Regions from separate parts of the Homo sapiens genome. Here region 1 is linked to region 2. A link is an interaction called in ENCODE POLR2A ChIA-PET data of the cell type or tissue named here. Cell type or tissue: HepG2. All regions are shown on one strand. Each heading gives the region's core, and the rest is flanking DNA. Links, peaks and the distances in the headings are about the cores only. Region 1 overlaps PPP1R16B (protein phosphatase 1 regulatory subunit 16B). Region 2 has its middle 50 kb from the start of SLC32A1.

Region 1 (15,062 bases), core at 4,438-12,437, 240 kb before region 2:
CTGTATATTTGATGGAGAATTCTATCCTGAAGTCTTTAGTAGCCCTGGGCCTAGAGTTTATTCAGCTTCCCCAAGCTACTTGCCAGAAACTCACAGTCTGGTGATAACCGCCAACTTTCAGTTGTTTGGGGCATATGATGGTGAGCCATGCAGCACCTGCTTTGGAAGTGGTCTCCTTTAATCTAATGAGGAGCTGCCATAGGACCTGGGTCTCAGCAGGAGCTAGGCATCTGGTTGACTTTGCCTGGTTACTCCCAGCTCCCGAATCCACCCCTGCCATGGAGGGAGGCAGATTCCCAAGGAAAGGCTTTGATGCTGAAGGAAGCAGCAACTTTTCCTCCCATTATCCATTAGTGGGGTGAGGGGACTATGTAATAAATGAGCCACCATGAGCAAGAAACAATGACTTTAAAAACCTGAGATGCATTTGGCAGCAAATTGCAGAACAGTCTTCTAGACACTGATCTCAAGCTGCTATTATAGAGTCCCCCAAAGATGCTGGCTGAAGGCAGCTATCACTGAAAGTTCCAGATGGACCTGGATGATGTCTGCCTGGAACCCAAGATCCAGCATCTATACTTGGTGGCAAATGTTATCCAGGGGTGACCATGACAGCTGTTCCCAGCTAAAGGAATTCAGACTCTAAGGATTCTAGGAGCCGAAAAGCAAAGGGTCGCTGGACGAAGATGCAGACACTTTGCCTCAGGTGACTTGAATGGGACTGCTGATGCCTGTGGTCCCCAAGGGACGGAAACCACAAGGAACAGTTCTCCTGACTCTGTCTTATTCCTCCTTTATCCGCAGAACCTAACGTAGAGGCTGGCATGTTGCAGCTACTCAGTAAATTACGTGAGTGAATTAATGAATGACCGCGGCTCATTCATTGGAGGTTGGTCTCCAACTTGTCTCTCAACACCCAGGAGACCTACAGGGAAAGCTCCCCAGGGACTTAAAGCCCCAAGAAGGGATGGTTTATCCCTGGCTGAAAACATGAGCCAATGCCTGAGAGTCACCTGTGTGTGAAGTCGGCTCCTGTCAGGGAATCAGCTGGGATTCCCAGCCTTCTGGGTGGAGAGGAATAGCCCAGGAGGCAGGAGGCATGCGGAAAAGGAGGGAATGGCCTCAGGCGCTCAGTGGGTTGGGCAGTACGTGCCTTCAGTGTTTGGCCCCTGAGCAAAAAGATCGGAAAACCTAAACAGCTCTCTCCTGAGGAGCACGCGGCTTCCCTCAGAACTCCCTACCTTGTAGCTAAGGTTGGCTCATGAGGGATTTCAGCGTCAGTCTGGGCTCATACTGTTTTACAGCCAATGGTACGTGTGTTTTAGATCATCCTGTCCTGTTCCAGCCACAGCCTGAGATGTTGAAGAGCCCACCCCAAATGGCAAGGTCGTGGGAAGCATCTGTGCACCTGTCTTCAGCCTCCTGGGCCGCCTCCACCCCTACTCTAGAATACATCTATCCTGGCATTGGGGTGGAGGTGGCCTGATGCTGAGAACCTCTCCCCTTCCAGCAGCCACCAAGGGTGCAGTCACTCCCATGGGCCCTCTACTTTCTGGTCCAGCCAGCTGCCCTGCTCCTGGGAAAGCATCACTCAGGCTCCCTGAAGTCCAGCTCCCTCTCTGGGTTATGGGGCTATGGGGGCCACAGTAGGGGGCTAAGAATGACAAAGAGCAGATCCCATGACCAAAGTTGTGGCACAAGGCGGGGATGGTCTTCCAGTCCCAAGCCCCTAGCCCAGGTGCCCCTCAGGGCAAGTTTCTCATAGACTGAGAAAGAAGAGGGTTAAAAAGAACCCAGATCTGTTCCCCAAATTAAAATCTGGAACTAGGAGACCCCTTCAGAGCTCTAAGGAGGTAGTTTAAGGACAAATAAAAGGCGCACAGAGCAAGGGATAACCTGCAGCTTATCGGGTACACCAAGAGGTTCTGGCTGAGCCTGTGGGCAGTGCCCATGCCATGGGCATCTCCAAAGGGGGTCCTGGGAGACTCAGCAGTGAGGGGAGAACAGCCATTCACAGTCCTCCCTCCCCAGCACCAGGAAGGCTGGGACTATGAAACTGCAGGGCTGGGCAAGACCCAACTCTAGCCCTACCATGGCTCTCCTGAATGCAGGAGGGGATATTGACCACGTGCACCCTGGATTCGCAGACTTGGGGCATCACCACTCCTGCAAGTGCAGGCTGGGAGCCCCTGGGTGAGGCGGGAACTCAAAAGGGCTGACTGGCAAATCTGTCTCACCAAGCATCCCCAAAAAGGCAAAAGCTGGGCCCGGGATCCCGAGCACTGACTCTGCACACATGACTGATGGAGGTGGAAGGGGGTGGGAGGTGGAGGCAGGCTGGCCCCTAATTGCTTGCTCTGACAGCTCAGTCTAAGGAGGGTTGGCTGAGATGGGCTGGGCTGAAACAGTCTGGATATTCACAAAGACCCCAGGGTGCTGGGCTCTGTCGCTGTTAACTAGCGACTGTTTTTTTTAAATTAACTGGCCTCTCTCCCTGGAAAAGCATTCCAATGGAAGCTCCTCACTTAGCTTCATTTTCCCAGCACCAGCCAGTAAAACCCAGTGACCTTGATACGATCCACAAAAAGAAGTGAATTCAGTTACCTCCCTCCCTCTAGGAGTTTTACAGACTAAAGGAATTTTTAAAATCAGATACACTTTGGTAAATACTGACCTTGTCCCCCTCCCACACCCTTCTGCCTTTGACACTTCCATCCAAGAGGAAAACATGATTTGGTTGATTCCAGGAACGAAATTGCCTGGTTTTCCCCCTCCACCCCTGGATGGTCACACAGCTGGCTCCTGGCATGGGCAGAAGTGTGGCTCTCAACAAGGCTGCGGGGAGCAGGTCTGTGTCTATCTCATCTACCCATGTAGATTCCTGGCTCCCTCTGAACACAGCGAGGACTTCTCACCCCTGTCAGGTGTGGCTGGTGGCTCAGACTTTGGGATAACTCTGAGCAGGACTATGGGTCTCAGCTTAGCAGGTCCCCTCCCCTGCTAAAACCACATTGGCAGTGGTAATGAGACTCTGAGTCTTAACTTCCATCCTTTTGGGAATACCCCACAAATTCTAAGCCCCCTTGCTTCCCCTGAGCCCAGGTATGTCATTCCTACACACACTGATCGAGCTTGTGTGTGTGTGTATATGTGTGTGTGTGTGTGTGTTAATGTGACATGCATGTACTGATCCGGAGAAGCCTTTATACCAAGAATAGAGCTGGGATCTCAAGCCCACCCTCCCAAGATCAGACAGCAGAGTGAACCAGGAGGCCACGACAGGCCTTGTGTCAGATGGCAGACGATGCAGCAGGAAGCAGAACCACGGGACGTGGGACATGGGATGCTATGGGCAGCCAGCTGAGGGCTGGGGTCTGAGTTCCTCTGAAAAGCAGAGCCCACCTCTCCCCAGCTGCCCTGACACCTCCCCAGCCAGGGCTGTTGGGCTGGCCTGGATTCCAGGAGCCCCTCCCCAGGCATCTCCCTCCTCCATCACACGGAGACTAGGAGATACGGCAACAGCCATGCACCTTCTCCTCCATCTCCTCTATGGGGGCCTTGAACTTTAAGAGTGGGGGATCTCCGCTGGTGACCGTGTAATATACCGAGGTCCCATTGCTGCTGTACGGTGAAGTTCTGCCTCCGATCAAGGGGGCCTTGCCTTCACTGCTACTCTCGCCCGTCCTGGCCATGCTGCTGCCCAGGTGTGTGCTAAGGAAGGGGTGGCTGAGCAGCTTGGCTGCAGCCCGCTGCCGCTTCAGCTCCAGAAGCGTCTGAGGGCTCTGTTCCTTGTAGCTGCTCCAGGGCGGGGTGGCGTCGGCCACGCCAGGGTTGCCATAGGCCATGCTGTAGTCAGGCACCTCATGCACCTTCCAGACATCCCCGTTGGCCAGCGCATACTGGTAGGCACTGACCGGAGCCCGGAGGCCATTCTCAACAGGCATGTCCAGTTCACCTCGTGGGATCTTGGTAGGAAATTCGGAGAGTAGCACGGGCTTCTCCAGCCTGGGGTTCTGCGAGTGAGAAGGACAACATTACCAGCTGGCTGGAAGATCTGAACCTACTATCCACCTGTCTCTCTGCTGAGGGCATTATTGTTTGGACTTTTCCTCTATCTGTTTTCTCTCCCTGGGTATCGGGGCCAGGGTTTTCCTTTGGGGAACCCCCAATCTATGAATTTCCGTACAGTTGACCGACCCCTGGCCTTGCTCCAGGGCCTGGATCATGACCCAAGGCCTAGCTAGTCAACATATTTCACTACAGGGATTGGCCCAGGGATGAGTTCTTAACTGAAATTGCTTCAGTGAAGCAACCCTGGGACTTTTGCTAGAACAACTGGGAAAGAGAAGTTTCTGTAGGAACTGTGGGTAGTAAGAATGACGTAAGCTGAGGGCTGGGGAGATACTATGTTGAAGGGTCTGCTTGCAAGTAAAGTTGGCATGAAGAAAGGCTAAGAGAGACTGCATCCTGATGACCCATTTGAAGTCCAGGATCCTTCCAGGCTCAGACTTTTCAGTTGCACAAGCCAATAAATTCCTTGTGTGTAAGTCCATTTGAGTTGGGTTTTTCAGTCACTTGTAATCCTTCCTCTGTATATGAAGCATATCTCACAAAGATTCTTACCCAGGGATCCTGTACACCTAATAATCCTTGGATAACAAGAGTTTGAAAAGTAGCTGCTTCCTAAAAACTATAAACTAAAAAATAGATACATGCAACAACATTTAAAGCACAGCAAAAATCACCATGAACAGGGAACAAGGTCAAAAGACACATGAAGAAACTAGGAAAATATTTTCAACATATATTACAGAAAAGAGACTAATTTTCTAAAAGTATAAAGAGCTCTTAAAAGTCCTTTTTTTTTTTTTTTTGAGACGGAGTCTTGCTCTGTCTCTCAGGCTGGAGTGCAGTGGCGCAATCTCTGCTCACCGCAACCTCTGCCTCCCGGGTTCAAGCAATTCTCCTGCCTCAGCCTCCCGAGTAGCTGGGATTACAGGCACGTACCACCACACCCAGCAAATTTTTGTATTTTTGTAGAGATGGGGTTTCACCATGCTGGCCAGGCTGATCTTGAACTCCTGGCCTCAAGTGATCCACACTCCTCAGCTTCCCAAAGTGCTGAGATTGCAGGCATGAGCCACCGCACCCAGCCAAAAGTCAATTTTTAAAAGCCTATCTACCCAATAAAAATAGTAGGCAGGGGATACTAATATGTAGCCCACAGCAAAATATATAGATATACATGGCATTGGAATAATATTCATCCCCACTAATCGTTAATACTATAAAAATTAAAACAACAAAATATCACTTTTGGATATCACACTGACAAATACGTTTAAAGTGTGTTATTACTCAGTGTTGGCAGGGGTATGGGGAAATAAGTGAGAATGTAAATTGCTACAGTCTCTTTGATGGACAGTTTTGCATCATCCTTCACTGAAATTTTTTTCTTTTTTTCCTTTCTTCTCTCCCCAGCTCTTCAGTAAAAAATAAAAACAATAATAATGATAAAAATTTTTAGAAAAGATTGTATACTTTGCACCAGCAAGCCCATTTCACAGATTTTCTCTCTCATTAGTGCAAAGCCTGAAAGTCATCATTGGGCAAGCAGGACACTGTGGCCAGTACTTCTATTGGCATGCTCTGTAGCTGGCAAAAAGAATGAAGGAATTCTCCACAAGCTGGCATGGAAAGATGTCCAAGATATATATATATAATCTAGTTTATAATCTAGTTTTCTAACATATATTTATATATAACATACATATATAAATATATATAAAACGTACATATATAACATATATGTACATATAACATATATATGTATTTATATATAACATACATATATAACATATATAACATATATATGTTATATATATATATGGTAATATGTGATAAGGCAAAGAACACTTTCCATAGTAAGTTTCCATTTATGAGTGTGTATTTCTTCGCTTTCTCCTTTTAGAGTCAGGGCCTCACTATGTTGCACAGGCTGGTCTTGAACTCCTGGTCTCAAATGATTCTCCCACCTCAGCCTCCCAAAGCACTGGGATTACAGGCATGAGCCACCGAGTCCAACCTTTTTTTTTTTTTTAATGGCTCCTTCTGAACTATGCAGGCAGACTGATGCCATGTCATGGAGAGACCGTTTCTTGGTGGTCCTAGTCAGTGCTTCTCAAACTTTGATGTGTATGTGAGTTGCCTAGGGATATTGTTAAAATCCATATTCTGATTCAATAGGTCTGGGTTGGGGCCTGCAATTTGGCACTTCTAAGAATTTCCTGCTGATGCTTAGAGTGGCAAAGATCTGAGACACTGATCCCATCTTGGATGCACATTGGCATCATCTAGACAGTTAAAAAAAAACATGTACAGGCCGAGCGTGGTGGCTCACGCTTATAATCCCAGCACTTTGGGAGGCTATGGTGGATGGATCACTTGAGGTCAGGAGTTCGAGACCGGCCTGGCCAACATGGTGAAACCTTGTGTCTACTAAAAGAAAAACACAAAAATTAGACAGGCGCAGTGACGCAGGCCTCTAATCCTAGCTACTCAGGAGGCTGAGGCAGGATAATTGTTTGAACCAGGAGGCAGAGGTTGCAGTGAGCCAAGATTGCACAACTGCACTCCAGCCTGGGCAATAAAGTGAGACTCCGTCTCAAAAAAAAACCATATAGAACACCAATCTGAAAGCATCACATATTATATAATTCCACGTATATAACATTTTGGAAAAGCAAGACTTATGAAAACAGTAGAAGATCAGTGATTGCTAGAGTTTGGGGAGGAAGCGTAAGTAGAATACCAGGGCTGTTTAGTGGGACAGCCCTGGTCTCTTTCACCAGTTGTTCACAATCTCAACTGTCTAATATAACCACCTAAACCAAGTGGCGAGAGCATTCTGTGTGACACTATCATGACGGACACATGACATTATGCATTTGTCAAAACCCACAGGAGTTACGACACAAAGAGCAAACCCGATGTAAACTATGGGCTTTAGTTCATAATAATGTATCAATATTGGCTCATCAGTGATAACATATGTACCACACTAATGCTAGTTGTTAATAACAGGGGAAACCAGGGTGGAGGGGGGTGTATATGGGAAATATCTGTACTTTCCACTCATTTTTCTAGAGTTCTAAAACTGCTCGGAAAAAAAAAATCTATTAGTTTAAAAAGAAAAAAATCCCTGCTGGGTGCAGTGGCTCATGCCTGTAATCCCAGCACTTTGGTAGGCTGAGGTGGGAGGATGGCTTCAGCCTAAGAGTTGGAGACCAGCCTGGGCAACATAGTGAGACCTCATCACTACCCAAATATTTAAAAATTAGCTGGGCATGGTGGTGCGTGCCTGTGGCTCAGCTACATGGGAGGCTGGGCAGGAGGATCACTTGAGCCCAGGAGGGTGAGGCTGCAGTGAGCCATGTTTGTACCATTGCAGTCTAACCTGAGTGACCCTGTCAGAATGAGACCCTGTCTCAACAAAAGAAAACAAAACCCACCTATATCCATCTCCAGTGTCAGAAATCAGAGCATTGAAGGAAGAGGAATTAACTCCAGCCTGAAGGATGTGGGTTAGACGAAAGAGGTTTTCTCATGATGCAGGGAACTTCTAAATGTACTTATCTGCCTAATGCTTAATGAGGTACAAATTATGGGCTGAGTTCTATACAAATAAGAACACAATTGACCCTAGAACACCCTTTGTGGTAGGCACCATCATCTTGGCAATGTTGAACTGAGATACTGGACAACAGGAAGGTTAAACAAAACCCCCACATTTTGTGTTCTGGGGAATGGCTGACTGCACAGAATCACCCTTCCCCATAGGATTTCCAGAACGCTCAGACGACCCCTCCTTTTCCTAGGACAACCCAAACACAGTCCCCCAAATTCTCATTCTTTTCCTCTGAAATGATTAAACTGTCAATTTATCAACCGAAATTAAATGCTTGCTAAATGATTTTTTTTTTTTTTTGAGATAGAGTCTCACTCTGTTGCCCAGGCTGGAGTGCAGTGGTGCAATCTTGGCTCACTCCAACCTCTGCCTCCCAGGTTCAAGTGATTCTCCTGCCTCAGCCTCCCAAGTAGCTGGCATTACAGGCACCTGCCACCACGCCTGGCTATTTTTAGTAGAGACAGGGTTTCGCCATGTTGGCCAGGCTGGTCTCAAACTCCTGACCTCAGATGATCCGCCTGCCTGGGCCTCTCAAAGTGCTGGGATTACAGGCGTGAGCCACTGCGCCCAGCGGTAAATGATTTAACCAAATTTTAGTTAAGCTGCTCCCCTCCCCACAGGATCCTGGACTTTGACTCACCCTGAGGGTAAACAAGCACTGCAATGCAGAAAAACTCTCCTGAAGACCGTTCTGGAAATGGGCTGACCACCAGACACACATTCCTGGTCAACTGTCCAATTACACCACCTGCTCATCCCACCCCCAACCCTCAGTCCTTGCAGCCTCTGTCTTCCTCCCTAGGAAACGAACTCCTTTCTCCTTGACCTCCAAGATCTTGCCAATTCTGTGGTCGATGCATTCTACTTACTGCTGCAATCACTTCAAAAACAGTCTCTCTTTAGCTTTAAAAAACAACGACATGGCCAGGCATGGTGGCTCACGCCCGTAATCCCAGCACTTTGGGAGGTCGAGGCGGGTGGATCACAAGGTCAAGGGATTGAGACCATCCTGGCCAGCATGGTGAAACCCCGTCTCTACTAAAAATACAAAAATTAGCTGGGCATGGTGGCGTGCGCCTGTAGTTCCAGCTACTCAGGAGGCTAAGGCAGGAAAATCACTTGAACCTGGGAGGCGGAGGTTGCAGTGAGCCAAGATTGAGCCACTGCACTCCAGCCTGGCAACAGAGCAAGATTCCATCTAAAAAAAATTAAAAAAAAACACCAATGACAAACATATACAATGCTGAGGTCCCAACTCCTGAGATTCTGATTTAGTTTGTCTGTACTGCTACTTAAACATCAGATTAAAAAACAAGGGGCACAGTGGCTCATGTCTGTAATCCCAGCACTCTGGGAAGCGAAGGCAGGTGGATCACTTAAGGTCAGGAGTTCGAGACCAGCCTGGCCAACATGGGGAAACCCCATCTCTACCAAAAAACACAAAAATTAGCTGGGCATGGTGGCGGGTGCCTGTAGTCCCAGCTAATCAGGAGGCTGAGGTGGGAGAATTGCTTGAATCTGGGAGGCAGAGGCTATAGTGAACGAAGTTTGCGCCACTGCACTCCAGTCTAGCCTGGGCAACAGAGTGAGACCTTGTCTCAGAGGAAAAAAACAAAAACAAAAAACAGTGAACCAAAGTCATCCCTGAAGGCTAACAGGGCACAGCCTTGGAAGAAATGTGATTTGGGGGTCAGGCTGAACAAATTATTCCTCAAATAAGTGGTTCTGAAATTCTTGTGTGCAGCAGTATCGCCACATCTGGAGTGGGTCCTGAGAATCTACATTTATTTATTTTTATTTTTTTTTTAGAGACCACGCCTCACTCTGTCACCCAGGCTGGAGTTCAGTGGTGCTATCATAGCTCACTGCAGCATTGAATTCCTCGACTCAAGCAATCCTCCTGCCTCAGCCTCACAAGACCTAAGACTACAGGTACACACCATCACACCCACCTAATTGTTTTTTTTTTTTTTTTTTTTGGTGGGGGGTAGAGATACGGTCTTGCCATGTTGTCCAGTAACTCCTAGGCTCAGAAGATCCTCCCACCTCAGCCTCCCTCAGTTTTGGGATTACAGGATTTGTGATCCACTGTGCCCAGCCAAAGTCTGCATTTCTAACAAGTTCCCAGGTGATGCTGATGTTGCTGGTACAGGGACCATGCTTTGAGAATTCCCACCTTAACATGGTGAAACCCCATCTCTACTAAAACACAAAAATTAGCTGGGCATGGTGGCAGGTGCCTGTAATCTCAGCTACTCAGGAGGCTGAGACAGGAGAATCACTTGAACCCGGGAGGCGGAGATTGCAGTGAGCCGAGATGGCGCCATTGCACTCCAGGCTAGGCAACAAGAGCGGAACTCTGTATCAAAAAAAAAAAAAAAAAAAAGACTGACTATACCAAGGGTTGGCAAGAAACACTCTGCCATGGGAAAGCAGACAGGTACAAGGCACCTTGGAAAACTGCTTGGTAGTATCCACTAAAGCTAAACATATGCCTACCCGTGACTCCAGCTGCTTTCCTGGGTGTTTTCCCAACACAAAATAGTGCTTATGTCCACCAAAAGACATGTACAAAAATGTTTATAGGAGCTTTATTCACAGGAGCCAGAAACAAGAAACCCAAATGTCCACCAAAAGGAGAATGGAGGCCAGGAGCAGTGGCTGACCCCTGTAATACCAACACTTTGGGAGGCCGAGGAGGGTGGATCGTTTGAGGTCAGGAATTCAAGACCAGCCTGGCCAATATGGCGAAACCCCATCTCTACTAAAAATAGAAAAATTAGCCGGGCGTGGTGGCACGCACCTGTAATCCCAGCTACTCAGGAGGCTGAGGCAGGAGAATCGCTTGATCCTGGGAGGCAGAGGTTGTAGTGAGCCAAGAGCACGCCACTGCACTCTAGCTTGGGTGACAAAGCGAGACTCTGTCTCAATTTAAAAAAAAAAAAAAAGGAGCATGGATATGTAAATTTTAATATTCAAACAATCGAATTCTAGAAAGCAATAAAAAAGAATGAGGCGGCCAGGCGTGGTGGCTCACGCCTGTAATCCCAGCACTTTGGGAGACTGAGGCGGGTGGATCACGAGGTCAGGAGATCGAGACCATCCTGGCTAACACGGTGAAACCCCGTCTCTACTGAAAATACAAAAAATTAGCTGGGCGTGATGGTGGGCACCTATAGTCCCAGCTACTAGGGAGGCTGAGGCAGGAGAACGGCATGAACCCGGGAGATGGAGGTTGCAGTGAGCCGAGATCGCGCCAATGCACTCCAGCCTGGGGGACAGAGCAAGACTCCATCTCAAAAAAAAAAAAAGAAAAAGAAAAAAAAAACAAGAATGAGGCCAGGTACAGTGGCTCGTGCCTATAATCCCAGCACTTTGGGAGACTGAGGCAAGAGGATCATTTGAGCCCAGGAGTTTGAGACCAGCCTGGGCAACATAGCAAGATTCCATCTCTAAAAAATTTTGTTTTGTTTTGTTTTGTTTTGTTTTGAGACGGAGTCTCGCTCTGTCCCCAGGCTGGAGTGCAGTGGCTCGATCTTGGCTTACTGCAACCTCCACCTCCCGGGTTCAAGTGATTTTCCTGCCTCAGCCTCCTGAGTAGCTGGGACTACAGACGCGTGCCACCATGCCCAGCTAATTTTTGTATTTTTAGTAGAGATGGGGTTTCACCATGTGGCTAGGATGGTCTCGATCTCTTGACCTTGTGATCCACCCACCTCGGCCTCCCAAAGTGCTGGGATTACAGGCATGAGCCACGGCACCCAGCCAAAAATTTTTTTTAATTAGCCAGGCATGGTGGTGCATGCCTATAGTCCCAGCTACCCAAGAGGCTGAGGTGGGAGGATCGCTTGATCCCAAGAGGTCAAGGCTGCAGTGAGCTAGGATCACACCACTGCACTCCAGCCCAGGCAACAGAGTGAACTCCTGTCTCAAAAAAAAAAAACAAAAAAAAACTACTGCTATATGCCACAACGTGGGTGACTCTCACAGATGTAAAAAAAGCCAGACACGAAAGAAACTGCAGGGTCATTCATATGCATATACAAAATTAATCTTTAGAACTCAAAGTTAAATAGTGACTACATTTGGAGTGGGGGAAAGGACGGAGAGAGAACATGGATGATGAAAATGCTCTATGAATTCATCTGAGTGTGTACATTTGTAAAAGGTTGTTGAAAATCTCATTTAAGATTTGTCTACTTGGCCAGGCATGGTGGCTCACACCTGTAAGCCCAGCACTTTGGGAGGTCCAAGTGGGTAAGGATTGCTTGAGGTCAGAACTTCAACACCAGCCTGGCCAACATGGTGAAACCCCATCTCTACTAAAAATACAAAAATCCACCAGGCGTCGTGGCGGGCACTAGTAATCCCAACTACTCAGGAGGCTGAGGCAAGAGAATCGCTTGAACCCGGGAGCACAGGTTGCAGTGAGCTGAAATCACACCACTGCACTCCAGCCTGGGTAACAGAGCGAGGCTCCATATCATAAAAAAATAAAAAAATAAAAAAAGATTTGTCTGCTTTACCATACTTAAGTTACACCACAATCACAAAGGAAAAATAAATAAAGCACAGCTGGGAGACATCTGAAATGTGATTTGATACTGATCTACATCTCTTTTCTCACCAATCCTCAGACTAAGGGGCCAGGCAGAACAAATCTTCCCTACGTGCCCTCTCCATCACCAGCTGGTGGCTTTGATGTGGCCTCCCCTTGGGCAGGCACCTTCACACCTCCTGGTGAGACAGGCAGTAGGTGACCCCACTGTTCGTGCTGGGAAGCAGGGTCCCTCTGAGACACGTGGGCATGCTCGGTAGCTAATCAATTTCATCCCACCAAGGCTAAACTCTCTAGGCATGTTTTCATCTGTTCGTGGTGTAGTGGAAGAACGAAAATGGCAGACCACTTCTGGTACAGTTAACTTCTCCCTCATCCTCAGCAATTCCACTCCAGCCCCAAACTTGTTCACTCCACTCAGCAAGAAAGCAGCCATGCTGAGTGAGTGTGTTGGTTCTGGGTTAAGTAGTGTCCCTCAAAAATTCATGTCTACCTGGAATCTCTGAATGTGACTTTATCTAGAAATAGGTATTTGCAGGTGTAATAAATTAAATTAAGATTAGGTCATACTGGATTGGCATGGGCTCCAATCCAATGACTGGTGTCCTCATAAGAGGAAAAAACAGGCTAGGTACAGTGGCTCGAACCTGTAATCTCAGTACTTTGGGAAGCCAAGGTGGGAGGATTGCTTGAGGCTAAGTTTGAGGCCAGCCTGGGCAACACAGCAAGACCTCATCTCTACAAGAAATTTGAAAATTAGCCAGTCGTGATGGCCCCCGCCTATAGTCCCAGCTACTTGGGAGGCTGAGGTGGGAGGATCGCTTAAGCCCATGAGTTGGAGTCTTCAGTGATCTATAATCATGCCACTGCACTCCAGCCTGAGTGACAGAGCAAGACCCTGTCTCAAAAAAAACCAATAAAATAAAAATAAAAAAAGAAAACAGACACACACACACGAAGAAAAAGGTCATGTGGAGATAGAAGCAGAGACTAGAATCATTGCTAGCAAGAGCCAAAGAACGCCTGAGCCACCAGAAGCTCGCAGAGGCGTGGAACAGAATCCCCTTGAGAGCCCCCAGAGGGAACCAATGCTGGTGTTACCTGGATTTTAGACTTCTGGCCTTCAGAACTGAGAGAGAATAAATTTCCACCATGTTAAGCCATCCAGTTTGTGATAATTTCTTAAAGCAGCCATCAGAAATGAAAGCAGCTTAAAGCTTAAAGGACCATTGGCTGCTACAGGAGCAGGCTTCTCAGAGGTCCTACTAGGATCCTACTCCATTTTTCAAAAAACATGTTCTGATAAACACAATTCTCAATATCTTGTTATATTTCCTGAAAAAGAAGTTGTAGCACCCTCAGCTCCTGGGTGACTGCCCTACTGAAGCTCTCTCCTTGGAAGTCCACTGCTAGGTGTGCTGGAGCACAGCTAGGCGCATAGCGGACACTCACCCCCTGTCAATTAGGAGACCTACCTGTGTGCCAAAGCACCCAGCTCAGCCTCTAACACACTCCCCGATCACCTCCTTAACTACAGCAGCCACCACCATCAGACTGAATCTGCTGGTTTAACTACAGTAGCCATCATCATCAGACTGGATATGCTAGTTTAAGGGCAGTGCCTGGCTACTTCCCTCTGAAGGCTCTCAGTTGAAGAGGCAAGGCCAGGCTGGGCCCTGTTCTCCTCCCATTGCAGTGGCTGACACTAGGGCAGGGCGTGAGGCCACTCACAGGGTCCTTATTCTCTTGGTCTGTCCTGGTCTCCCTGATGTCCCCGTTGTAGGTGGAGGTCCGCTGATCCTCAGCTGCACTCCGCTGCCACAGGATGGCCTCTCCCTCATACTCCTTCCTATACAGGTTGGTCCTGTCCGACAGGCTGGCTCGCCGCACCACCTTCCTGAGAGGACAAAGTGGGTCCTAGAGGCTGCACCCAGGCACCACAGGCAGGAGCACACACAGGGACTCCTGGCTGCCCTGCCCCGGACTCACCCACGGCTGCCTGCGCTGGAGGTCCTCCGGCTCAAGGATGACTTGTGCCTCAGCTGTGACTTCATGATCACATCATGCTTGTGTTTTAGCTCCAGCAGCAGGACCTTGAACTCTTCCTCCTCGCACAGGTCTGAAGGGGCAGAGGAGTCTGTTGTGGGGGACGGGGCCAGGACCTGTGGCGCAAGAGGGTGCTCCAGACCAGAGGAGCTGCCACCCCAACCCACTGAAAACTCCAAGCATCTTTCAGGGCATGCAGGGAGGCAAGAAAACAATGCCAGCCAAAGTTGAGTGAGTGTGTTTATAAGAGGATTATAAGAATGGGAAACCCAGGTTCTGGGCACAGTCACAATTCCTAAGCTTCCCAGCTATGACCGAGGGATTCATGTTGCTCTTTGATAGTTTCCAAGAAGAGTCCCCAAGCAGGTACCCCACATAGCCCAAGCAATAAATTATGCAAAGATGCTAATAAAGCTACATACTCCCATCTATTCTACCTAACCCCTTCATCCATCTATCTACCTATTGCTGACTGAGCCATGTATTCATAGATTCATCCTTTACCCACTCATCCACTTATTTTTCTGTCTATCCATCCATCCATCCATCCATCCATCCATCCATCCACCCACCCACCCATCCATTCAACCAGACCTCATAATATCTACCCATCTACCACCTCAACCATCCATTCATCCATTTATCCATCTATCCATTAATCTGTCCATCCGTCCATTCATCTACCATCCATTAATTAATCCATCTATCTATCTAGACACCAATCCATCAATCTATACAACCATATATTTATCTATTTCTCCCTCTACCCAT
Region 2 (15,062 bases), core at 3,684-11,683:
CATTCATTTTCACTACTGTATAGTATTCTGTTGTATGATTACACCACAATTACTCATTCTGCCTTTGATAGGTTTTTGGTTGTTTCCAGTCATTGCCTATTACAGACCATGCTGCTCTGATTATTATGTATATGTCTCCTAATGTTGTATACATACAGAAGTATCTCTAGACATAAATGGAATTGCTGGGTTGAAGGGCTTGCATATCTCCAAATTTACTACATAGCGTCCAACTGTTTACCCAAATGGCTATACAAATTTACACTCCCACCAGCAGTGACAAAGTTCTCAGTACTACACTATCTCACCAGAATTTTATGGATGCTCTTTCTCTTCTAAGAGTCTTTGAAGATACTGGTCCTTCTTCTCACAGTATTTCCTTTCCCTATTTTTTATTTATCTTGTTAGCTCTAGGTCATCATTAAGGACTCTTCCTCTTGTAGCCTTCCCTGACTCCTTCAATCTTGGCTATGTGCCACCCCTGGCTCCCACAGCCCCCTACATTGTCCCCTCTATCATAGGTATTAGACTGTATTGTTATGCCTGCTCCCTTCCCTATCTTGCCCCCCACCAAACTGGGGACTCTCTGAAGGCAGGGGTGTATCTTGCTCCAGTGCAGTGCCTGGCACACACAGGTGCTCAATTCATGATTGTTGAATAAACAGGTAAAACTAATTTCTCTTCTCAACCCATGGTTCTCCTCAACCATCAGGAAGCCAGGTGAGTATTAAGGCTTTTCAGAGAAATGTTGCCAAAACAATAAATAATAACTCTGGGGAAATTAATTGTTAGATCTGGCTCTTTCATTAGTAGCTCATCAAAGGACTGTGAGCCCCCAGTGGGACTCTTAAAAATAAGTAACCGATCAGCATGGAAGGAAGGGCATCCTCTTCCCAGCACCCCCTGCCACTACCACCACCAACACACAAACAGACACACCTCCGCGAATTGCAGGGCCTGGCCATTTAACACAGTTATTACCAACTCCCACTTAGTGAATTATGAGCAAGAGCCTCGAGAGAGCTTTCAAAGATCTTCAAATGGATGTTTAAAAGCATGCGATTGCTCAGTCAGGCTCAGCTAATGGCATTTATTACTTGGAGGATAGGGTATTTACATAAAGCTGGATTTTTATTATAATGGTCAAATCGTTCCTGAGAGGGAGGGTGGAAGGGAGAAGGAAGGGTGAAGGTGTAAGAATCAACTTCAATTCCATTTGAGCAGATGTCAAATCCTCTATTCCCACTATAAGGCTGGTTCTCTCAGATGTCAGCATAACAATCACTAGGGCGGGTCTTGAGTAGGGTGACCCTGGCACAGGAGTGGGCAGATCAGAGCATGGCACTGTGTTCCCCTAGAACAGAATACTCAGGACCCTGGACAGCTCACAGTGTCCGCTGAGGATCTGTTGGTCTGTTCTCTAGACAGTTCATTCTTCCTAGGGTCCTTCCACTGATGTTTTAGTGGAGGTCCCTCATTTATCCCCCCTCTAGTCTGGAATGGAGACAACCAAGGGCATTCACTCTCTCCTGGCTTCACCAATGGTCCTAGGGGTCCCCATGTACTCCTCTGAATGACAAGGTGCGAGATGAAGATGAGTTGAAGTTAGTTATTATTGGCCTCAAGGAGCTTGCATTAGTTGTCTATTGCTGCATACCAAACTACCTCCAAAACTTAAAGGCTTAAAACAATAATGACATATTATTTTCTCATGATTCTGTAGATGAACTGGGTGATTCCTCTACTGGTCTTGCCTGGATAACTCATGCAAATACAGTTGGCTGGTGGATCAGTTGGGGCTGAAGGATCAGGCAGTGAGTACGTGTTTAATGGAGGAGGTGATTAGGGGATGACTCGGGAGATGAATGTAATGTATGTTCTCCAGGTAGGAAAGACTGAGAAGAAAATTTTAAGAAGAGGAAGCAACATGAGAGCAAAGGTATGAAACAACAGGCGGCTGTTTGAGAGCCATGGGAACTGGCAAGTGGTTCCGAATGACCAGCTCATAAAAGAGAGTTGGAGGAGAATGATTTCAGATAACTCTGGGGAGGCAATTAGGGCATTGGGTATCATGTAGGACAATTGGCCTTACCTCATAGGTGTTGAGGAGACCTGGAGTGATAGGTGTTATTTAAATGAATTATACTACATTCCAGGCACAATGCTGAGCATTGGAGATGCAACATTATCTCACTTAATCCTAGCCATTATCACCATTTTACACATGAATAAATTGAGGCTTACCCAGGATCACACACACAGGTGTCTGGCTCCAGAGTAGTTGTTTTAATTATTATATTCCATAGCCCTTCTGAAGGGGCTTAGAGTTGGGAGTGTAACAGGTAATGAGGAATGGAACAGGATTAAATTTGCATATTAGCAAAAAAAAGGTTGAAAGAGGTGTGGGGAATTCCATAATTAAACACAGAGACTGCTGGGTTAAACAAAGTTTATCAGAAACCTGGTACTGCTGGACTTCTCAGAGCCTTTAGTATGCTAATGTGCACTAGAAAGTAAGCCCTTTTATTGACAGCTCTATTCCCAATACCCCAAATAGTGTCAAACATATAGTAGATGCTCCATAAAAGTGTACTGAATTAATAAATGAGTGAATGAATTTATGTTGGGAAGCTGCAAAGGCTTACATATTTCAAAATTGTTTATAGAAATATGAGGTGAGAGCTTGCCATACACCAGATCCCAGGCAAAGCACGAGGACACGAAGATAAGTTGACATGCCCATGCCCTCAGGAAGTGGCTAGTCAGAAGGTATTTTCTCATTTTACACAGGATTTAATTTTTATGTAATTCTTAACAATCTTGTGAGGTTTTCTATCTCATGAGAAAAGTAAGGCTCAGAGAGGTGACATGACTTTCCTAAGGACTTAGAGCCAGGATGAAAACTGCCAGCACCTTGCCTGATGGATGTTACCCCTGCATTGGTGGAGGAGAGAAAAGTGGTGGATGGCTTGGAAGTTACCACCCCATCTATACACTAGAATCCTGAACAACCACAGGCCAGGACCACACTGTCCCTTCAGACAGGGTACCTGAGATTGTCACTGTTTCTTCCTGCTATGGGAGCCACTTGCTTCTCCGTGGCTTGACCACCCAGGAGAATTCTGAGGCAGGGAAGCAGCTAATGCGAGGCTGTGACTAGATCTACCTAGGCCCCTCAGTGGGTGGACTTTTCCTACAGAAGGCCAGTCCATTGCCAACACAAGCCCTCTTGCTCTGGGTGCAGGGGAGGTGGTGGGGGAGTTCCCTCTATCATCAAAGGGCCCTGTATCCTGTGGTCACACAGTCACACATACAGTGTGACTATATGTGATAGTCCATACATGCACAGAGACACATGCACACACATACACAGAACCTAGACTCTATGTGCACACACACATAAGCACATCCCTAACAGAGCATGCAAGTTCATGTACACGCGTATTCTCATATACAGAGAGCAAACATACAAACGCACAGAGCATGCCCACATAGGTGGGTTTGGACACACATGCATAATCACATACCTGATAGCCATCAATCACCCCATGCTGCAATTCCTCTCTGGAGGGAGAGAGTAGGAGGTAACTGGAGAGGAGAGGGTGCTGAGGCAGAGGGGCCTGGGGGAACTAGTGACATGCTGTCCTTAGACATGACAGCTCTGGCCAAGGCTGGCTGTTTTAGAAGGTCTCTCCCTTCAGCCACAGGTTGTCTGTTGTACCATCAGTTGGGAGGCCCTAGCAGACCTGGCCTCTTGTAGATTCTAGCTCTTGTAACAAAGTAGTCATCTTGACAGGTGGAGGAACTTAAAAGAGGTTCTCCTAGGACCAGGGGCACTTGTACAACCCCATTTAATACTCCTGAAATAAGTTGAATTAACCCCATAATTTTAGGAGCCAGAATCATCCCATCACTTATTTCTTTGAATCAAATGGGGTCAGTTTTAAATCCCCATCCACCTGGCCAAGAAGGAAATTAATTTGTCCTAATGAAGCTTCTTCACCACACCCCTACCCCTGCCAGTGGAAGAAAGGTCACAAGGGTTTATCCAGAGCAGGTCATGTGGGGAGAATCCTCTTTTCTTCCATTTCCACTGGCCACTGCTGAAATGCTCATTGTCCAAACTCACATAGTCCCTTGAAGACAGTTGCTTCTGAGGCTTGAATGTCAAGCATGAGCTGCTGGGTCTGGAAACCCTGATGCCCTGGACCTTTGCTGGGTCTACCCTTCCTAGGGGCAACTTCTCTATTGGCCCAGGTAGACAGCTGGTGTTGATGGCCAGCTCTCCTCATTCTCTCCATCCTTTCATTCACCAAATGTTTACTGAGGGCCTCCAAAGGGTCAGGCACTGGGCAGACAGTGATGAACAGGACTATCTTCAAAGAGCTCCCAGGAAAGGCAGACAGTAACTGCATAATAACCCTCAGATTGGCAATGTCTGCCTACCCTCTCCTCCCAGATGGGGCTCTGGAGGCATTCAAATCAGTCCACTTTTCTTTGCCATTGCACTCTGTTGGGCATGAGCTGATCATCTTCAGCTGCACCCAAGTCTTTTAGGGCCCTCCTACATGAGAGTGAATTATCTGCCCCATTCCCCAGAGGTTGGGCAGCCACCACCTGATGGAGATAATAGCAGAGTTCCCTTCATCATTTCTCTAAGGGAAGCCCAGACCCTTCCTATAGGGAGGCTTCTAGGTGGTCTTCCTCAGCACTCCAGGGTTCTAGAAGTGAGTGTGCAATTCTCTCTCTCTCTCTCTCACACACACACACCCCACACCCCAAATGAGATTCTTACAATAAGACCCTAGAGCATAATCAGTTAAAAGAACCATTGAAATATGCCTTCTTTTATAGCCCTGATTTTCCCACACAAACTAATCTACTCCAGCAGACTTAATTCAAATGAACTGCACGTTCTCAGCACTATAAAAGTGACTTTATCACAGTCAAGAGAGAAAGATTAGAAGAAATGAATATGTGGGTGATTGAATACAGGATGTCCAGTGACAGGGGATGGAGGATGCGGATTTGCTATCTTGGTTCAGCCTCGGTTTATGATGATTGAGAGGGCTGCCCTCTCAATGGGCAGAGGCAGAATGGCCACAGGGTAAACACCGCTCCAGCCATGCCTGGCAGCCACCATCTGGCACTGAGAATGGCCAGCCTGAGCTGGCCTGGCCTCATCCAGCCTCCTGCTGTGGTCAGCTTAAAGGAAGCACAGAGGTGGGATCTGGAATCAGCCTGCCTGGGTTTGGACACCAGCTGTCCCACACAATAGCTGTGTGGCCCTAGGTAAGCTGGTTTACCTCACTACGCCTCACTTTCTCCATCTGGAAAATGGGAATGATTACCGCGAGGGCCTCACCAAGTTTGCTCTGAAGATCGAATGTTATAACACACACATGAAGTGGAGTGCTGGTCCCACAGTCGAGGACTGGCCAGGTAGACTTAGTATCAGCATCTCTCTACTCAGCCAGACCTCTGCTGCTGTTCTGGGCCTGGCTGGGGCAACATGGAGCCTCTGACCCTTTGAGAAGAAATCATCTAAGTTAGGAGGAGCCTTGGACTGGGTGTGGGGATGCTTTTGACCCTTTCCACCAAGCCATAGCATCCATGTACTGTGCTGTGACTTGGTAATAGTGCAACCACCTTAGGTTCAGATCCTGGCCCTGCCGTTTACTAGCTGTGTGAATTTGGGCATATCATTCAACCTCTCTGGGCCTCATTTTCCTCATGTGTGTAAATGGAGCCACCAAGAGTCCTTACTTCATAGGGATGACATGAGGACTAACTGAGATAACCCATCTGCAGCAGGCAACACAGCCCTGGTGTGAAGGAGGCGCTCAATAAACATGGGCTATTATTAATCCATTATCCTGATGGTATCTCACGGTACTGCTCCTCACATTATGACTCTAGATTTTACCTACCAGGCTGTTTCGTTTTGAGACGGAGTCTCACTCTGTCACCCAGGCTGGAGTGCAGTGGTGTGATCTTGGTTCACTGCAACCTCTGACTCCTGGGTTCAAGTGATTCTCCTGCCTCAGCCTCCCAAGTAGCTGGGACTAAAGGTGCGCACCACCACGGCTGGCTAATTTTTGTATTTTTAGTAGAGACAGGGTTTCACCATGTTGGCCAGGCTGGTCTTGAACCCCTGGCCTCAAGTGATCCACCCACCTCGGCCTCCCAAAGTGCTGGGATTATAGGCATGAGCCACTACACCCGGCCTAGATTTTATCTACTAGGTTGTGAAGCAACTATCCATCCATTCATGCATTTATTGAGCAAATTGCTATTTAGTGCTCAGCTCAGAATGCAGTGATGAACCAGCAAGGCCTGGACCCTGCACTGCCTCATTCATTCATTCATGCATTCTTTAGGCAGAGACTAGGCAATGGTGTCCCAGGTCCTGGAAATACTGCAAAGAACCGAGCAAAGCCCCTGTCCTCAAGGAGCTCACAGTTTTGTGGGGGAGACAGAAAAGAAACCAATAGACAAATCCAAATACAACTTTGGGTGGTCAGTGCCGTGAAGAAACAGTGGGTAGGGTATGGGGATGGGGAGGGTCTTACAAAAGGTGGTCAGCAAAGGCCTCTCAGAGGAAGGGACGCTGAACAGAGGCCTGTGTGAAACGAGGGCCTACTTACGTAGGTGTGGAAAGTACAAGGTTAGGAAGGGGGTGGGAGAACGAGGTCTCCCTCATCTGCTCAGCCCAGCAACCCTCATTCCTTCCCAGTTTCTCAGGAGACGTCCCCCCGCCCATATGGTCACGGAAGTCAGAATCTTGGGGGTGTCCTCATTTTCCCCCTCACCCCTAAACTTGACTAGCCACTGGTTCTGTAAATTTTACTCCCTAGTCTTCTTTTGCGTTCTATCCCCCAAGACCTCACCGACATTTTCTCCCACCTGGACCACGGCAGTTACCTCGTCCTCCTTGGTCCTCTGGACTCCAGTCTCAGTCTCCGCCTCCCAAAAGCCAAAAGGACCTTTGTAGAACACAAATGTGAGCAAGACCTCTGCCCACCTCCACCCCCAGCCTCCCTGCAAATCCCTGCTGTCCTCAAGAACCATCCCAGACCCTTTGCCGGAAATTCGAAGCCCTCCAAGACCTAACCCCAACCCCATCCTCGGCTCCGTGCCTCGTGGACTCTCCTCCAGGAGGCCTTCCCGGATCCCACGGGCTGGGTTTGAGGGTGCCCCGGAAATCCTGCCCGAACCTTAGATATGGGTGTCCGCATTGGATGAAGGAACGGATGGCTCCGGGAAGACTGGGCTGGGAGTCTGAGCACAATTCAGTTTAAAACTCCCTTCCCACTCCCACCCAGGGAAACAGGAAGGGGGGGCTGGCGGCGCCTACAGTTTGCATTCCTAGCGTGGGGCGAGCGCGCGACGGAGAACAAAAGGGCGGTAATGATCCGCAGCTGGGCGAGCAGCGTGTTCGGCCTGCGGAGACACCCGACCACCGGGGGTCGCCGTGCTCACTGCGCGTGCGCGGCTAGCGGGCGGGGCGCCCCGGGGCTCTGGGGGCGGGGTGGGGACGGCCTGGTGTGTGGGTGAGGGTGTGGGGGCGGGACTTGGTATGGATGGGCGGGGCTTGACGCGCGGGGGCGGGGTCTGGTGTGGGTGGGCGGCAGCGGACGCCTGGGACCGGGCAGGCGCCTGGCGCTTCCTTCCGGACCAGCTGCTCCGCGCCGCTCTGCTGTCATCAGGCGGGCGAGGAAAAGCCCCGCGTTCGCCGGTCGGCGCGGAGCCGAGCAGAAAATTGTTGATTCAGAGAAAATGAGAGCATCACGACTAAACAATGGCGGAAAGCGGCGACGACGCCGACAGGGCGTCCTAGCATCCCCTCCCTCCCGCTCGCGGGGACACGGGGAGCGAAGAGGGAGCTGAGCTGAGGGCCCGCGCGGAGAAGGGGGCGAGCGCTGCCAGCTCTGGGTTGGAGGCTGGGGGTACCGACCCCAGGGCTGCACCCTGAAGCCCTGAACTTAACGTCCCTCTCGGGTCCCCAGAGGCCCCGGATCCCGCTACCCTGGGTCCAGCTTTGAATGTTTCCGGACTTAGGGCACTGGGGTTGGGCCATGCTTTCTGACTGCAGGGGCGCATGAAACCCTGACTCCTCACCGTGGCCAGTAAGACCCCGAGTGATCAGGCTCCAGCCTCATGCCGCACCACGGCGCCCCTTAGTGTGACTCACACGTTCGTTGTCCTTTCTGTTCCTCAGACAAGCCCATCGCTTTCCTGATTCCCTCTGCCTTGGAAAGCTGTTGACCCACTCTTTGCATGACTGGCTTCTTCAGGTGTCAGCTTAACTATCACCGCCTCCAAGAGGTCCTCCCTGACCCTCTGATCAGAAGTGGAGCCCCACCCCTCCGTTATTCTGTATGATAGCGTCCTGTTCATTCCGTTCTTTTTCAAGGCGTGAAGTAATTTTGTAATTAGGTAGTTTTCCATAAACTTCATAAGATCAGGGACCTCTTCTTTACAGCTTTCCCAAGTCCCCATCTGAGTTCCTGGAAAGTCTTAGGTTCTGAGCCCACCCCTTCTCCCTCCCGAGGATGTGTTTCTCACAGCAGCATTTACATATTTAAAGCCAGGACACAGCCCTAAATTGTGTAGGGAACCTAAAATCCAAGCCTGGAAGTGGTGTATCCGGTGAGGTCATTAGGGTTGATTTTCCGAGCTAAATAATAATAGGCCAGGTGCAGTGACTCACATCTGTAATCCCAACACTTTGGGAGGCCGAGGCAGGAGGATCGCTTGAGCCCAGGAGCTTGAGAGCAACCTGGGCAGCACAGTGAGACCTCTTCTCTACAAAATAAATAAATAAATTAGCTGGGCATGGTGGCACGCGCCTGTAGTCTAAGCTACCCAGGAAGCTGAGGAGGGAGGATCGCCTGAGCCCTGAAGGTGGAGGCTGCAGTGAGCCTTAATTGCACCGCTGCACTCTAGCTTGGGCAACAGAGTGAGACCCTGTCTCAGAATAATAATAGTAATAGTCATCATCATCATAAATATTACTAACTTAGCACTCATCCTGTGCCACGCCCTGTACTGGTCGTATAAATGTTAATTCAATTCATCCTCATATCAATCTCAGCTTATTTGTGCTTTTAAGCACTGCCAGATATGCCTCCGCCAGGAGGGAAGGATATGGTGTTCGCATTAAACGGGGATTGCTGACAGGGGTTATGGGGAGGCCCAAGAAGATGCAGGGCCAGCTGAGGGGCCTGCTACTTGGTGCCCAGCACTGGAGACTTGACCGAATTCAAGGCCAGGCTCCTCTTTTTATAATGTGTGTATCTTGGGAAAGTTACTTAACTTTCTCAAGCCTCAGTTTTTGCACCTTAAACGGGGTCAGCCTGGGGATCTCCCCTCCTGGCCTGATTGGGATTCAAGTCTAAACCAAGGGTAAGAAAACATCGTCCATGTGATGGTGACTGGCCTAAAAACAATTTGCTGCTGATGATTGCAGAACCCCCTCCCCAAACTGCAGTTTAGAAGCCACACAAGCAAGTAAGTAAAGATGCCTAATGAGTAATAAGAGCAAACACTTACCTGGTTCTCACTGTGTCTTACTGCTGTGCCAGGTGCTTCACTACATTGACTGATTCATACCTCAGAACACACTTGCCGGAAAGGCATTATTATCCTCATTTTGCAGAATAGGAAGCCGAAGCACAGAGAGGTTAAGTAACTGGCCTAAGGTCACCCTGGGGGGAGTGGCAGAACTGGACTGGAACCAGGCAGCTGGGCTTCATCATCCGTCCCTTCAACCTTTTGCTGCATATCAAAAGTTAGTGTTCACACTTTTAAGAGGGCAAACTAGATGACCCAGTGGTTGCAACTCCTTTGGGGTGAGTCCCCTCTCTTCACCGAGGCCTGATTTTTTTGTAGTAAAAATCTTCTAATTATGATGACAAAGCTGAATGTTTTCAGGCAAGATCTTGTTTACTGTCATCTCATATGATTGTGTTTTGTTTTGTTTTGTTTTGTTTTGAGACAGGATCTCACTCTGCTGTCCAGCCTAGAGTACAGAGGTGTGACCTTGGCTCACTGCAACCTCCCAGGCTCAAGTGATCCTCCCACCTTAGCCTCCTGAGTAGCTGGGACTATAGGAGCACTCCACTACACCCATGTAATTTTTAAAATTTTTTGTAGAGGTGGGATCTCGATACATTGCCCAGGCTGGCCTCCAACTCCTGGCCTCAAGTGATTCTTCCCCTTTGGCCTCCCAAAATGCTGGGATTACAAGAGTGACTGCCCAGCCTACAAACAAGCCATTGTTGGCAGGGAAAGGCACATTTTAAGGATTGACACGGTGGGACAGGAAGAGCCCTAAGCTCAGAGTCAAAAGGACCTGAGCACTAACGCTGGTTATGACATGGACTTGCATACATATCCTTGCACTCCTGGGTCTCCAAACACAACAACTGGCATCATTGCTCACAGTGTGCTAGGAACTATGACAAGCATTTTATATGCATCACAATAAGCCTTTGAAGCTTGGATTATCACCCTCACTTGGAGGATGAAGAAACTGAGGCTCGGGAGTGTGGACAGGGGGTGGTCCTTAGATCCAGGAAGGGAAGCCAACACTGCTCTCTAGGCAGGGAGGGAGAGGCGGGGCAGCCTGGTCTCTTTCACAGCTAAGAATAGTTAAAAGGCAATTACGATGCTAATTTCAGCACTAATGGCTACAGCAGCTGAGAGAGCGGGAGCTGAAAGGTGCTGTTAGCAGAGAGTTGCTAGCCAGGGCCTGCAGACAGTCCCCTCTCCCTGGAGACCCCTGGGCCGTGGCTGAGTCACAGCAGAGACACTGGCTCATTAGGCCCTAAATAAAGCAGCCACTGCTCCTGGACAAGGCTCAGCTCTTCCAGGTCCTTCCGCAGTGTCCCTCAGAGTGAAGGGAGAATAGCCAGCAGTCTGGGAGGGCACTGTGGACCTCATGGGTGATAAAGATGCTCAGGAAATCCCACTTTTCCCTCCCCCTTTCCCTCCCTTCCTGCAACAAGCACAAAAACAATAACAACAACAAAATGTGTTTGTCTATTGGAGGCAGGCTGCCTGTGGCTTACCAGCCATGTGGCTTTGAGCAGTGTATTTTATTTCCTGTGCCTCAGTCTCCTCATCTGTAAAATGGGGTTGACAACAATAGTACCCATTTCATAGGGCAGTTCTCAGGTTTAAATGACACAGCTCCGGTAAAGCCCGTGGCATGATGCTCACACTCAGTAAGTACTCAATCAAGAGTGAGCTGCTGGAATGGGGGTAACGTCAGGCAGTGTGCTGGGGATGTCATACCAAGATGTACAAGGTCCTGGCCTTGTGCTGGAAGGACAGCTAAGCCATTAGAGAACAGCTTGAGAGGTAATGGGGAGGGCTGAGGAGGCAGTGGGGTCACAGCGATGGAGAGTGGCTGGCAGGGAGAAGGCTTTACAGAGGAAGTGACATCTCAGCCAAGGTCACTAGTGAGTTTGAGTTCAAGGTGGAGGATGCTTTCAGGAGATTTCTTCTCCATAACTGTCCCATCAGCAAACCCATCGGTGCTCAGCAGAGCCCACTTGTCAGTCACACACATGCCGTTGTCTGTCTCTCAGAAATCAGGACTCAGTTGAGGTCAGGAGTTTGAGACCATCCTGGCCAACATGGTGAAACCCCGTCTCTACTAAAAATACAAAAATTAGCTGGACATGGTGGCGCACTCCTGTAGTCCCAGCTACTCGGGAGGCTGAGGCAGGAGAATCGTTTGAACCTGGGAGGCGGAGGTTGCAGTGAGCCGAGATTGCACCACTGCACTCCACCTGGGTGACAGATTGAGACTCAGTCTCAAAAAATAAAAATAAAAAATAAAAAATACAGATTCTAGTCCCACCTCCAGAATTTCTGATTCAGTAGATTTAGGAGGGGAGCCTCATAATTTGCATTTCACAAGAGTTTCCAGCACACAGATGCTGCTGGTCAGGTGACACTTTGGGAACCCACTTCTCTAGCCTCGTCTCCTCCCACTACACCCCATGCCCTCTCCACACCACTTTTTCCCCACTCTATACCTTTGTCCATACTCATCCCTCTCAACAATTCCTTTCCCCATTCTTACCTCTTATCTGTATGGAAAACTCCTACTCATCCTTTGAAACCCAATTCTTATGCCACTCTTCCTGGGAAGGTTTCTCTGACCCTTCTAGGTATGGTTATTTCCATCTGCTTTCTCTCTCTCTCTTTCTTTTCTTTCTTTCTTTTCTTTCTTTCTTTCTTTCATTCTTTCTTTCTTTCTTCCCTTCTTTCTTTCTTTCTTCCTTTTTCTTTCTTTCTTCCCTTCCTTCCCATCCTTCCCTTCCCTCCCTTTCTCTCTCTCTCTCTCTCTTTCTTTCTTTTCTTTCTTTCTACAGGGTCTCACTCTGTTGCCCACACTGAGGTACACTGCCACAATCATTGATCGTCACAGCCGCAAACTCCTGGGCTCAAGGGATCCTCCCACCTTAGCCTCCTGAGTAGCTGGGACTACAGGCACTCACCACCATGCCCAGCTAATTTTATTTTATTTTATTGTAGATACAGGTGTCTCAGTATGTTGTTGCCCAGGCTGGTCTTCAACTCTTGGCCTCATGTGATCCTCCCACCTTGGCCTCCCAGAGTGCTGGAATTACAGACATGAGCCACCATGCCATGTCAGGCCCCAGAAAAGGTTTTTACAGATCCATTTATTGGAGCAGAGTTTCTCAAACTTGGATGTGCTCATGAATCGCCTGGAGATCTGGTTAAAGCACAAATGCTGATACAGTTGATTTGGGGTGAACCTTAGCTTCTGCCTCTCTCACCAGCACCCATGTGGTGCCAAGGCTGCTGGTCTGATGCTGGTCCAGTGCAAAGTAACTGCAGCCCTTCTCACCCAGCGTTGTCATGAGCTGTGGATGTGCCTGCCTCTAGTATGTGGTGTGCCATTGTGCCTCTCATCCCAACCCAGCTTTCAGTTACATCACATTGGTGGCTTGAAATCGGCCATAGTGAAAGTATCTATATCACAAAAATCAGCAAATGCTAAAAATCAAGCCTTTTTTCCCTGGAACACAGAAACGTTTTCAGCACACAACTGCCTCCTACTTACCCCCGACTCCCCACCCCAAACCTAGACGTTTCTTGAGAACGAAGACTTTCCTTTTATCAGCTGTGTGTCTCCAAGGGTTAGGCGCTATTTTCTCAACCCTGGCTGCATGTTAGAATCAGCTGAGGAGTTGTAAAATAGTGACTCCCAAGCATGAAGCGGGTGGGTGGGTAGAGCCCAGACATCAGTATTAAAAAGAGGCCGGGCACGGTGGCTCATGCCTGTAATCCCAGCACTTTGGGAGGCCGAGGCGGGCGGATCACCTGAGGTCAGGCGTTCAAGACCAGCCTGGCCAACATGGTGAAACCCCATCTCTACTAAAAATACAAAAATTAGCCGGGTGTGATGGCGAGTGCCTGTAATCCCAGCTACTTGGTAGGCTGAGGCAGGAGAATCACTTGAACCCAGGAGGCGGAGGTTGCAGTGAGCTGAGACCACGCCATTGCCCTCCAGCCTGAGCAACAAGAGCAAAACTCTATCTCAAAAAAAAAAAAAAAAAAGAGCCAGGTGAAAGTCTGACCCAGGAATACAGAACAAGATGATGGAATTTTGAACTAAATTGACTAGAAGACATTTTAAAACAAAACTAAACTAAACTAAAAACTAACCCTCTGAAGCTGCCCTGCTGGTTTATAAGGAGGTCTATAACTCCAGTTTGAAAAGTATGAATGCATGCCTGGGGTCCTCTCTGCTCTAGCCCCCACAAAGCCTGCCTGAACAACCTGTTTTCCCGCCTCTCTCCTTGTCTAAGTAGGTGCAGAAGAGTTAGTCACAGAGGCCAGCGGACAGCATGGGCTCAAGAAGCACAGGCATGAGACAGGTACCTGCATTCTCCTCTCCCCAACTACTGTAGACACCATGAATCCATCACCCCGGAGCTCAGACTTCACCTCAGAATCCCTCCCATGTGGCCCAGGCACCTATTTCCAAATATGCAGAGTTGATACCTGAATTCAACACTGTGTGGTCTGAGTAGCAATGAAAATTGCCTTCCCCACCTTATTTTGTGACCCCTTTAATTATAGGTGGTTTCTATTTAATTGTCTGCTCTTATCTCTGGGCTCTTGGTTCTGCTCTCTGCCTCTGTGCCGTCTCCTGATGCCTCCAGTTCCCCAGCGTGAGTGGCATTTTGCTTTGGAACTGGGCACAGGGTCTAGCATACATCAGGTACTTAAACCACATGTGTTGGTATTTGAGAATCTATGAATGGAAAACTAAGCTCTCCTGGTGTTTTGGTTATCTATTATTTCATAACAAGCTACTTCAAAGCTTACTAGCTTAAAGGGAGAATAGTTTTATTTGCTCATGATTCTGTGGGTCAAGGACCTGGTCAGGGTTCAGCTGGAGGATTCTTCTGCTTCACATGGTATTATATGGCTTTACTCATGCAACTGGTAAATGATACAGACTTAAAGAGGGCCGCTCCACGTGGCTGCTTGGGCTTCTTCACATCATGGTGATGGTGTTCCAAGAAGGAGCATTTCAAGCCGCAAAGGTAGAATCTGCTAATTTCTTAGGGCTCAGTCTCAGAGTTATACGGTGTCACTACTGTCACATTCCACTGGCCAGACCAGCCACAGAGCCAGCCCCAATTTAAGAGGAAGGGAAATGGATTCCACTTCTTTTTCCTTTCTTTCTTTTTTTTTTTTTTTTGAGATGGAGTCTCGCTCTTTCGCCCAGGCCGGACTGCAGTGGCGCTATCTCGGCTCACTACAAGCTCCACCTCCTGGGTTCATTCCATTCTCCTGCCTCAGCCTCCCAAGTAGCTGGGACTACAGGCGCCCGCCACCACGCCTGGCTAATTTTTTGTATTTTTAGTAGAGACAGGGTTTCACTGTGTTAGCCAGGATGGTCTTGATCTCCTGACCTCGTGATCCGCCTGCCTCGGCCTCCCAAAGTGCTGGGATTACAGGTATGAGCCATCGCGCCCGGCCTGGATTCCACTTCTTCATGGAAGGAG

The links. Peaks named below come from ENCODE experiments on the same cell type or tissue, not always from the same donor. Only the 100,000 strongest peaks of a DNase experiment are listed, where the experiment ranks them.
Region 1: POLR2A ChIA-PET joins it to region 2 with 8 read pairs; 2 of 35 experiments call an interaction of 5 or more read pairs at or near these places.

The regions. Positions count from the first base shown.
Region 1 is chr20:38,907,108-38,922,169 of GRCh38, reverse strand. It overlaps PPP1R16B (protein phosphatase 1 regulatory subunit 16B), which reads right to left. Exons shown (of 11, transcript NM_015568.4): 9 at 14,235-14,364; 10 at 13,977-14,142; 11 at 1-4,013. The coding sequence ends at 3,504. Among named protein-coding and RNA genes, the nearest start is that of FAM83D, 12 kb to the left of the region's middle. RefSeq lists enhancers at 945-1,816, 13,681-14,180. In HepG2, for the core only: no CTCF peak of the experiment used is centred there; DNase peaks (open chromatin) are centred at 6,925 and 8,319.
Region 2 is chr20:38,667,031-38,682,092 of GRCh38, reverse strand. No RefSeq gene overlaps it. Among named protein-coding and RNA genes, the nearest start is that of SLC32A1, 50 kb to the left of the region's middle. RefSeq lists a silencer at 7,527-7,636. In HepG2, for the core only: no CTCF peak of the experiment used is centred there; no DNase peak of the experiment used is centred there; H3K27me3 peaks cover 1,441 bases.